Linked DNA regions of Homo sapiens: region 1 is linked to region 2. Evidence: read pairs that join two places in POLR2A ChIA-PET (ENCODE). Cell type or tissue: GM12878. All regions are shown on one strand. Links, peaks and the distances in the headings refer to the core of each region. The heading gives the core; the rest is flanking DNA. Region 1 has its middle 6.1 kb from the start of GADD45B. Region 2 overlaps GNG7 (G protein subunit gamma 7).

Region 1 (5,367 bases), core at 274-5,273, 92 kb before region 2:
CCTGCTGTGAGTCCATCTCTGCCCCCAACCAACCAGCAGCAAGCACCTGTTTACCTGGCCCACTCCCACTCCTTCCCACAAAACTGCCCTTGAAAAACCCCTAACCTAGGCTGGGCGTGGAGGCTCACGCCTGGAATCTCAGCACTTTGGGAGGCTGAGGTGAACGGATCACCTGAGGTTAGGAGTTCGAGACCAGCTTGGCCAACATGGTGAAACTCCATCTCCACCAAAAAAAAAAAAAAAAAAATTAGCTGGATGTGGTGGCGTGCACCTGTAATCCCAGCTATTCAGAAGGCTGAGGCGGGAGAACCTCCTGAACCCAGGAGGCAGAGGTTGCGAATTGCTTGAACCCAGGAGGCAGAGGTTGCAGTGAGCTGAGGTGGCGCCACTGCACCCCAGCCTTGGTGACAGAGCGAGACTCGTCGCAATAAAGAAAAACCTCTAACCTATGAGGTTTGAACAAGTTGATTTATGAATTCCATCTCCCACGTGGCGTGGCCAGCCTCATGTCTATTAAACTCTTTCTCTACTACAATGCTGTGGTCTCTTTCTCTTTCGTTGTTTCCTTTCTTTTCTTTTTTTTTTTTTTGAGACAGTCTCACCCTGTTGCCCAGGCTGGAGTGCAGTGGCTCAATCTCAGCTCACTGCAATCTCCGCCTCCCGGGTTCAAGCGATTCTCCTGCCTCAGCCTCCCGAATAGCTGGGATTACAGGCGCCCGCCACCACTATGCTCGGCTAATTTTGTATTTTTAGTAGAGACGGGGTTTCTCCATGTTGGCCAGGCTGGTCTCGAACTCCCGACCTCAGGTGATCTGCCCACCTCGGCCTCCCAAAGTGCTGGGATTACAGGTGTGAACCACCGCGCCCAGCCTCTATTTTTTTTTTTTTTTTAAGTAAAATACTTTGTTAGACTGGGGGTCTCCCTATGTTGCCCAGGCTGGTCTCAAACTCCTGGACTCAAGGAATCCTCCCACTTTGGCCTCCCAAAGTGCTGGGATTACAGGCGTGAGCCCCTGCACCCAGTCACGTGGTCTTTCTTTATGCAGTGGGCAGGAAGAACCCCTGCATAGCGGGGTGTGGTGGCCCATGCCTGCAATCCCAGCTATTTGGGAGGCTGAGATGGGAAGATTCCTTAAGTCAGGAGTTCAAGGCTGCAGTGAGCTGCGATGTCACTGCATTCAAGCCTGGGCAATAGAGCGAAGCCCATCTCTAAGAAAAAAAAAAAAAAAAAAATTAACCACCCTGGGGGATCACTGGAGCCAGGCCCGAAGCTGCCCACCATGCTAGCATTGTCTGCAATGCCTGCTGCCGGGGGTTCCAGCTGTTCCGATGTCTGTGAGCAAGTGTGTAAGTTGTAAAATACTCAGTGCAAGGCGAATGATTCCTGTCCATTGTGTAGCAAGAAATTTTGCCTCGACCAGAGAGAGATCTGGCTTTTGTTTCAGCCACTGGGAGGTGACTCTTAGGCCCCAGGAATGTCCTGCCTGATGGATATACCGTTCTGTTTTTTTTTTTTTTTTGAGACAGAGTCAGAGTCTCACTCTGTCTCCCAGGCTGGAGTGCAGTGGTGCGATCTCAGCTCACTGCAAGCTCCGTCTCCCGGGTTCAAGCGATTCTCGTGCCTCAGCCTCTCGGAGTAGCTGGGATTACAGGCGCCTTCCGCCACACCCAGCTAATTTTTGCATTTTTAGGAGAGAGGGGGTTTCACCATGTGGGCCAGGCTGGTCTCGAACTCCTGACCTCAAGTGATCCATTCGCCTTGGCCTCCCAAAGTGTTGGGATTACAGGTGTGAGTCACCGCGTCCGGCATTCGAGTGGCTTTCGAGGTCACTACAGTAGGGGAGGTGTACGGAGCACTTTCTATGCCAAGCCCATTCTAGGTCCTTGTTTTGGGTAAACATTTCCACAACCTGACTTTTCCCATGAAAAGAGGGAGTTTCAGGGAGGCTAAGCCACCAACCCAAGGACACACAGCTGATGACGGCTGCAGGTGGGATTTGAACCAGGCAAACGTGACCTCAGACAGAGCCTCTCCTTCTCCCTCTCTCTGCGAGGCATAGTCCCAGACCTGCCAGCCTCTTGCTGTGCACAGTTTCCCTGCCCCTCCCCTGCCACTGTCCTCAGAATTTCCCAAATGTGCCTCAGCCTTCGCCGTAGCCTCCGCTGCCACCTGGCGTGGTGATCCCACCTCCTCCCACCCCAGGCCTGTCTTACAAATGTCTGCAAGTTCAAATGATGACTCAGCTCCATCCCGAAACCTCTCCTTGGGGACAGGAGTCATGTCTTGCTCGTTTTGTTCATCTTTGCAGAAAAACATGATGTCAGAGCCCAGCCGCTGCCAATCACTTCCTGGCTACATCCGGAGTGACACGCAGACCCCTCCCCGCAGCCCCCAAAGCCCGTCTCTGTGAGCTCATCTTCCCGGCTCTCCCTCTTGCTTACTCTGTTCCACCCCCAGGGCCTCCTTGGGATTCCTCAAATGCAACAGGTGAGGTCCTGCGTCAGGGCCTTTTCAAACACTGTGCCTGCTGCCTGGGACCTCTGCCCCCAGAGCCCCTTGAACCTGACTTTTTACCGTTTTTTTTTTTTGAGACAGAGTCCTGCTCTGTTGTCCAGGTGGGGTGCAGTGGCATGATCTCGGCTCACTGCAATGTCTACCTCCCAGGCTCAAGTGAGTCTCCTGACTCGGCCTCCTGAGTAGCTGGGATTACAGGCATCTGCCACCACGCCTGGCCAACTTTTTGTATTTTTAGTAGAGACGGGGTTTCGCCATGTTGTCCGGGCTAGTCTCGAACTCCTGACCTCAAGTGATCTGCCCTCCTTGGCCTTCCAAAGTGCTGGGATCACAGGCATGAGCCACTGCACCCAGCCCGCCCCCACTTTTTTTTTTCTTTTTGAGGCAGGGCCTTGTTTTGTCGCCCAGGCTGGAGTGCAGTGGTGCGATCATAGCTCACTGCAGCCTCAAACTCCTGGGCTCAAGTGATCCTCCTGCTTTAGCCTCCCGAGTAGTTGGGACTACAGGTGTGCCCATCAGACCTGGCTAATTTTTAAAAAATTATTTGTGGCTGCGTGCGGTAGCTCACACCTGTAATCCCAGCACTTTGGGAACTCGAGGCGGGTGGATCATGAGGTCAGGAGTACGAAACCAACCTGGCCAAGATGTGAAACCCCATCTCTACTAAAAATTAGCCGGGCGCAGTGTAATCCCAGCTACTTGGGAGGCTGAGGCAGAAGAATCACTTGAACTCGGGAGGCAGAGGTTGCAGTGAGCTGAGATTGTGCCACTGCACTCCAGCCTGGGAGACAGAGAGAGACTTCGTCTCAAAAAAAAAAAAAAAAAAAAAGGCCAGGCGTGGTGGGTAACACCTGTAATCCCAGCATTTTGGGAGGCCGAGGTGGGCGGATCACGAGGTCAGGAGATCGAGACCATCCTGGCTAACACGGTGAAACCCCATCTCTACTAAAAATACAAACAATTAGCCGGGCGAGGTGGCGGGCGCCTGTAGTCCCAGCTACTCTGGAGGCTGAGGCAGGAGAATGGCGTGAACCTGGGAGGCGGAGCTTGCAGTAGCCGAGATCACACCACTGCACTCCTGGGTGACAGAGCCTGGGTGACAGAGCGAGACTCCGTCTCAAAAAAAAAATTATTTGTAGAGATGGGAGTCTTGCCAGGTTGCCCAGGCTGGTCTCGAACTCCTGAGCTCAAGCGATCCTCCCCACTTGGCCCCCAAGGGGCTGAGATTACAGGCATGAGTCTACCCTTAGAGACAGAGGCTGCACGAAGTCATGATCACACCACTGCACTCCAGCCTGGGCAATACAGGGAGACCTTGTCTCAAAAAAGAAAAAGAGAAAGGAACTAATCTCATTAGAAGACTCCACTCTCATGAGCTCATCTGACCCTAATCACTTCAAAGCCCCCCCGCAACACCGTGCCCAGCCTGCAGTACGTTTTTTTATTTTTTATTTTTATTTACTTATTTTTTTGAGATGGAGTCTTGCTCTGTCACCCAGGCTGGAGTGCAGTAGCGCGATCTCGGTTCACTGCAAGCTCCACCTCCTGGGTTCACACCATTCTCCTGCCTCAGCCTCCTGAGTAGCTGGCACTACAGGCGCCCGCCACCACGCCCGGCTAATTTTTTGTATTTTTAGTAGAGACAGGGTTTCACTGTGTTAGCTGGGATGGTCTCGATCTCCTGACCTCGTGATCTGCCCACCTCAGCCTCCCAAAGTGCTGGGATTACAGGCGTGAGCCACCACACCCGGCCACATTTTTTTTTTAACTCTGAATGAATGCAAAAACCTCTATGCTGGATAAAATTTTAAAAATTTATTTTGTTTAAAGCCAAATACGGTGACTCACGCCTGTAATTCCAACACTTTGGGAGGCCGAGGCAGGCAGATCATTTGAGGTCAGGAGTTCGAGATCAGCCTGGCCAACATGGCAAAACCCTGTCTCTACTAAAAATACAAAAAATTAGCTAGGTGTGGTGGAGGGCGCCTGTAGTCCTAGCTACTTGAGAAGCTGAGGCAGGAGAGTCACTTGAACCCAGGAGGTGGAGGTTGCAGTGAGCTGAGATTGCGCCACTGCACTCCAGTCTGGGTGACAGAGCGAGATTCTGTCTAAAAAAAAAAAAAAAAAAAAAGATTATGACAGGATTACTCATACTGATTATTCCTCTCACCTCAGGCTCCAAGATGGCCTCGGCGACACTGTTATTGATCTCATTTTTTATTTTATTTTATTTTTAGACACAGGGTCTCCCTCTGTTGCCCAGGCTGGAGTGCAGCGACACAATCATAGCTCACTGCAGCCTCAAACTCCCAGGCTCAAGTGATCCTCCCACCTCAGCCTCTCACGTAGCTGGGACTACAGGTGCGCACCACCACGGTCGGCTAATTTTTAAAATTTTTGTAGAGATGGGGTCTCCCTATGTTGCCCAGGCTGGTCTCAAACTCCTGGGCTCAAGCAATCCTCCTGCCTCGGCCTCCAAAAGTGCTGGGATTACAGAGGTGAGTTCTGGCGCCCAGCCCAAAGATAATAGCACACATTTCCTGAGTGCTTACCTGATTCTGGGAATTTCCTCCTTCAATGCCTGTGATGAAGCCTTTGTGTGACTGTTCCCATCTTACAGAGAAAGAAACTGAGGCTGGAGCTCATTTTCTTTTTTTTTTTTTTTTTGAGAAAGAGTCTCACTCTTGTTGTCCAGGCTGGAGTGCAGTGGCACGATCTCGGCTCATTGCAACCTCCACCTCCCGAGTTCAAGCGATTCTCCTGCCTCAGCCTCCTGAGTAGCTGGGACTACAGGCATGCGCCACCATGCCTGGCTAATTTTTATATTTTTAGTAGAGATGGAGTTTCACCAT
Region 2 (5,367 bases), core at 202-5,201:
TGATTCTACTGCCTTGGCCTCCAGAGTAGCTGGGATTACAGGCACCCACCACCATGTCCGGCTAATTTTTTTTTCTCTCAAGATGGAGTTTGGCTCTTGTTGCCCAGGCTGGAGTACAATGGTGGATGTCGGCTCACTGCAACCTCCGCCTCCTGGGTTCAAGCGATTCTCCTGCCTCAGCCTCCCGAGTAGCTGGGATTACAGGCATGCACCGCCATGCCCAGCTAATTTTGCATTTTTAGTAGAGACAGGGTTTCTCCATGTTGGTCAGACTGGTCTCGATCTCTTGACCTCGTGATCCGCCTGCCTCAGCCTCCCAAAGTGCTGGGATTACAGGCGTGAGCCACCGTGCCTGGCTCAAAGGTGTCTTCTTGAATGCCTATCGATGATGTGAGTGTTGAATAGGGCAGCTGCTCTCTCAGTCCTGCCTGAGCAAAGCTTTTCTCACCTACCAGTTCCTCCACGAGGCCCTGAGGGACACGAGAAGGGGCCTCAGCACGATGCCTGGGGCCACTGCAAACAGCAAAATCACCAAAAAGAGCACAAAAACGCAAACCCCGAGGCTCTCGCTAGACAGTAATGAGGGCGTGGTCCACCTAGGAGGGGAAACGGGGAGGCGGAGCGTGGCCTGGGCTCAGGGAACGCACGTCCATGACTCTAATTTCTTGTCTCTCTCTGCGTGTCCAAGGATAAGAGGGAAAGTACCCCAGGCATTGATTTGGGGTTCACAAATACACACCAAGCCGGCGAATTCGCAAATACGGACTCCGTGAATGACAAAGGGGACTACAGTACAAACCCAGCCTGTCCCTCGCGCCCCTAGTGTGCTGAGGGCCTGGCCGTGGCAGGAAGGAAGGGACCGCCTCAGACCCCACATCACCCCATCCCCCAGGTCTGTCTCCCACCGGCCCCCAGGGTCGATTCTCAGGAGAGGAGGTCCGACCTGCTTTAGGGGGCCCAAGCAGGACCCCTTACCTCCACATCTTATTTCTGTGTCCCACCCAGCCCTTCCCTTGAGGCAGTGATTCTCACCTGGGAGTGGCCCTGCTCCCAGGGGACCCTGGGCGGTGGCTGGGGACATTGTGGTTATCCAGACTTGGGGGTGCTCCTGGCATGGGGTAGGCGGACGCTGCGGTGCCCAGGACGGCCCTGCTCCAGAGAAGGATCCAGCCCCGATGTCCACAGGGCCTGGGGGGACCCTGAATTCATTATTTGGAAAAAAGCTGGGCGCGGTGGCTCACGCCTGTCATCCCAGCACTTTGGGAGGCCGAGGTGGGTGGATCACTTGATGTCAGGAGTTCGAGACCAGCCTGACCAACATGGGTAGACCCCGTCTCTACTAAAAATACAAAAATTAGCCAGGCGTGGTGGTGGGTGCCTGTAATCCCAGGTACTCAGGAGGCTGAGGCAGGAGAACTGCCTGAACCTGGGAGGCGGATGTTGCAGTGAGCCGAGATCGTACCATTGCACTCCAGCCTGGGCGACAGAAGGAGACTGTTTCAAAAAAAAAAAAAAAAAAATTATTTGGGAAAACAGTTGAATGCAATTTCTGCTCACAGTAGGCATCAGAATAAGCTCCCGATGGGGCAGACGGTGTGTAAACCAGAGGGATCCCAGCTCCTGGGACTCACCTCCTCTCTCCCTCCCCCATTCAAGGTGTGGATTGCAATGTGTGCAGCCTCCTGGGACCTCAGCAGGGCAGAGGATCATGGGACGCAGAGTCTCTTGGGGGTCCGTGGAATCCCATAACCCAGGGGGGCTCAACCAGGATGATTCTGCTCCCAGGGGATGCTGGGCCATGTCTGGGGACATCTGTGGCTGTCACGACTGGGGGTGCTCCTGGAATGGAGTGGGTGGAGGCCAGGGACGCTGTTCAGCACCCTGCAGTGCCCAGGTTGGCCCAACCCCAGAGAATGACCCAGGCCCCAATATCCACGGTGCCCTGGGGAGACCCTGGTTAGGTCCTGTCACAGTTTTGGTGTCAGCACCACTGCCCTTCTGTGCCCAGGAGGGGCCCTGTCCTCCCCTTGTCCCTTCCTCTCTGCACCCTGGCCTGGGTCTTTGACCCTCCCAGCTCTTAGCACTCTTGGACACACAATCCCCACAAGAGCCTCTCTCAGAAAGATAGAAATGACACTGGTTGGCCGGGCGCAGTGGCTCATTCCTGTAATCCCAGCACTTTGGGAGGCCGAGGCGGGTGGATCACCTGAAGTAGGAGTTCAAGACCAGTCTGCCCAACATGGTGAAACTCCGTCTCTACTAAAAAAAAAAAAAAAAATTAGCTGGGCATAGCGGCAGGCGCCTGTGATCCCAGCTACTCGGGAGGCTGAGGCAGGAGAATCGCTTGAACCTGGGAGGCAGAGGTTGCAGTGAGCCGAGATTGCACCATTGCACTCCAGCCTGGGTGACAAGAGCAAAACTCTGTCTAAAAAAAAAGAAATGACACTGGCTTCTTTCTCTTCTTTGCACTCTGAAAAGCACCTGAGAGCAAAGTGCCCAGCAGAGGCAGCTGCCCCGGGGCGACCCGAGAAACAGGAAACCCTGTTTCTGAGCTTCGCAGGCTCTTCTGGGAGACCAGCGGGTAATCCCCTTCCTCCGACATTTCTCTGAGAAGTCTCTCTGCGTTCTGCTTCTCAGAAAGAAACCAGGGTCCGGGGCAGGCATTCACGCCCTCCACCCACTCAGGGGTTTGCAGTAACACCCTTGGGATCTGCAGGTTCACACAGAGCCAGAGCCGTGAGTCACCGCAGCCCCGGAGCTGCCGGGGTCCCCACCTGCTCAGCCCCAGGAACACACATCTACAGCGGGTTCCTTTTTCTTTTCTTTCTTTTTCTTTCTTTTTTTTTTTGAGACAGAGTCTGGCTCTGTCGCCCAGGCTGGAGTGCAGTGGCGCGATCTCGGCTCACTGCAACCTCCGCCTCCCAGGTTCAAGTGATTCTCCTGCCTCAGCCTCCCAAAGTGCCGGGATTACAGGCGTGAGCCACCGCGCCCCGCTCCTTTTCCTTTTCTTTTAAATGATTAATACTCATGATTTCTGTTCAGCTGAAAGCTACACTCACTTTCAATACCTACAACAGGGTTTTTCCCCCCGGGCACTGTGGACACTGGGGCCAGATCCTTCTCTGGGGTGGGGCCATCCTGGGCACTGCAGGGTGCTGAGCAGTGTCCCTGACCTCCACACACTCCATGCCAGCAGCAGGTGCCCCCAGACATTTACTGAGTGTACCCTGGTCAGGGGGGACAGGATCGCTCCCAGCGTACACTGGAATCTTAGGGGATTCCACAGACCCCCAAGAGACTCTGCGTCCATAATCCTCTGCCCTGCTGAGTTCCCAGAAGGCTGCACACATTGAAATCCACACTCTGAGTGGGGAGGGAGAGAGGATGTGAGTCCCAGGAGCTGCAGTCCCTCTGGTTTACACCATCGGCCCCATCGGGAGTTTATTCTGGTGTCCAGTGTGAGCAAGGGACAGATTCAATCTTTTTCTTTTTCTTTTTTTTTGTTTTTTGAGACAGAGTCTCGCTCTGTCGCCCAGGCTGGAGTGCAGTGGCGTGATCTCGGCTCACTGCAAGCTCCTCCTCCCGGGTTCACGCCATTCTCCTGCCTCAGCCTCCCAAGTAGCTGGGACTACAGGCGCCCACCACCACGCCCAGCTAATTTTTTTTTTGTACTTTTAGTAAAGACGGGGTTTCACCGTGTTAGCCAGGATGGTCTCGATCTCCTGACCTCGCGATCCACCTGCCTCAGCCTCCCAAAGTGCTGGGATTACAGGTGTGAGCCACTGCGTCCGGCCCAGTATTTTTCAAATAATGAACACAGGTCTCTCCCGTTCTGTACTCTGGACATTGGGCCTGGATCATTCTCTGGGGTGGGGCCGTCCTCGGCACTGTAGGCTGCTGAGCAGCGTCCCTGGCCTCCACCCACTCCATGCTGGGAGCACCCCGTAGTCGTGACTACCAGAAATGTCCCCACATTCTACTCAGGATCCTAAGAGAACCACTCCCAAGCATTATTGAGGTCACACTTTTTTTTGTTTTTGTTTTGAGATAGGTTTCATTTCTGTCGCCCAGGCTGGAGTGCAGTGGCACGATCTTGGCTCACTGCAACCTCTGACTCCCGGGTTCAAGTGATTCTCCTGCCTCAGCCTCCCTATAGTAGTTGGAACTACGGGTGTGCACCACCACGCCTGGCTAATTTTGGAATTTTTAGTAGAGATGGGGTTTCGCCATGTTGCCCAGGCTGGTCTTGAACTCCTGACCTCAAGTGATCTGCCCACCTCGGCCTCCCAAAGTGCTGGGATAATAGGCATGAGCCACCGCGCCCGGCCCAGGTCACACCTTTGAACACTTCAGTGGGCTCATTTTATGTGTGAATTTTTAGCCTAATTGTGAACTGTTGAGTTATTTAAACCTTCGCACCCAAACTTCCTTGGTCCAGAGAGGATTTGAAGCTCATACATAAACAACACAGCAGCATTGCAAATCAAGGAATGGAGGAGACGGTGAAGGTGGTATTTGGGGGTGTTGGGTGGGGTGGGAGAAACAGCAGGGAAAAATCAAAGGATGGTTAGCCAATGAGAATGGTGTTCGTGTGTGTAAGGGCAGGCTCCTAAACAGGAGTGTAGCTAATTTTCAACTCAAGAAAAAGAATGTGTATTGAATGCAGTGGGTTGAATAGTGTCCCGCAAAAGCTCACGTCCTCCTGGAAGCTTGGCACGTAACCTTCTCAGAGATGGGGTCTCTGCAGATGGAAGATGATACGGATCTTGGGATGAAATCATCATCCTGTTTGTAGGGTGGGCCCTAAATCCAATGACTGGTGTCCTTTTAAGAAGGAGAGACACAGGCTGAGATTGGTGGCTCACACCTGTAAACCCAGAACTTTGGGAGGCCGAGGCGGGAGGATCGCTTGAGGCCAGGAGTTCGAGACCAGCCTGGCCAACGTGGTGAAACCCCATCTCTACCAAAAATACAAAAATTAGCCAGGCATGGTGGCGTGCACCTGTACCACTCGGGAGGCGGAGGCACGAGAATTGCTTGAACCCAAGAGGCGGAGGTTGCAATGAGCCAAGATGGTGCCACCGCACTCCAGCCTGGGTGACAGAGCAAGACTCTGTCTCAAAACAGACAAACAAACACCAAGAAGGAGAGATTTAGAGATGCAGAGGAGAGGACATGGCTGTGTGGAGATGGAGGCAGAGACTGGGGTGACACGGCCACAAGCCAGACTCCTAGAGCCCCCAGAAGCTGGGAGAGGCCGGAAGGACCCTGCCCCTGGAGTCTCTGGAGGGAGCCTAGCCCTGCAGACACCTTGATCTCAGACTTCTGGCCTCCAAAAGTAGGAGAGGAGACTGTCACAAAATGTCT

What was found. ChIA-PET counts read pairs that join two places held together with the same protein. Peaks named below come from ENCODE experiments on the same cell type or tissue, not always from the same donor. Only the 100,000 strongest peaks of a DNase experiment are listed, where the experiment ranks them.
Region 1: POLR2A ChIA-PET joins it to region 2 with 5 read pairs; 34 of 35 experiments call an interaction of 5 or more read pairs at or near these places.

The regions. Positions count from the first base shown.
Region 1 is chr19:2,467,356-2,472,722 of GRCh38, forward strand. No RefSeq gene overlaps it. Among named protein-coding and RNA genes, the nearest start is that of GADD45B, 6.1 kb to the right of the region's middle. RefSeq lists an enhancer at 2,196-2,295. In GM12878, for the core only: no CTCF peak of the experiment used is centred there; a DNase peak (open chromatin) is centred at 2,261.
Region 2 is chr19:2,559,454-2,564,820 of GRCh38, forward strand. All of the region lies in intron 2 of GNG7 (G protein subunit gamma 7), which reads right to left. Among named protein-coding and RNA genes, the nearest start is that of MIR7850, 69 kb to the right of the region's middle. RefSeq lists enhancers at 263-763, 3,182-3,271. In GM12878, for the core only: no CTCF peak of the experiment used is centred there; DNase peaks (open chromatin) are centred at 2,638, 3,202 and 3,292; H3K4me3 peaks cover 1,607 bases; H3K27ac peaks cover 2,577 bases.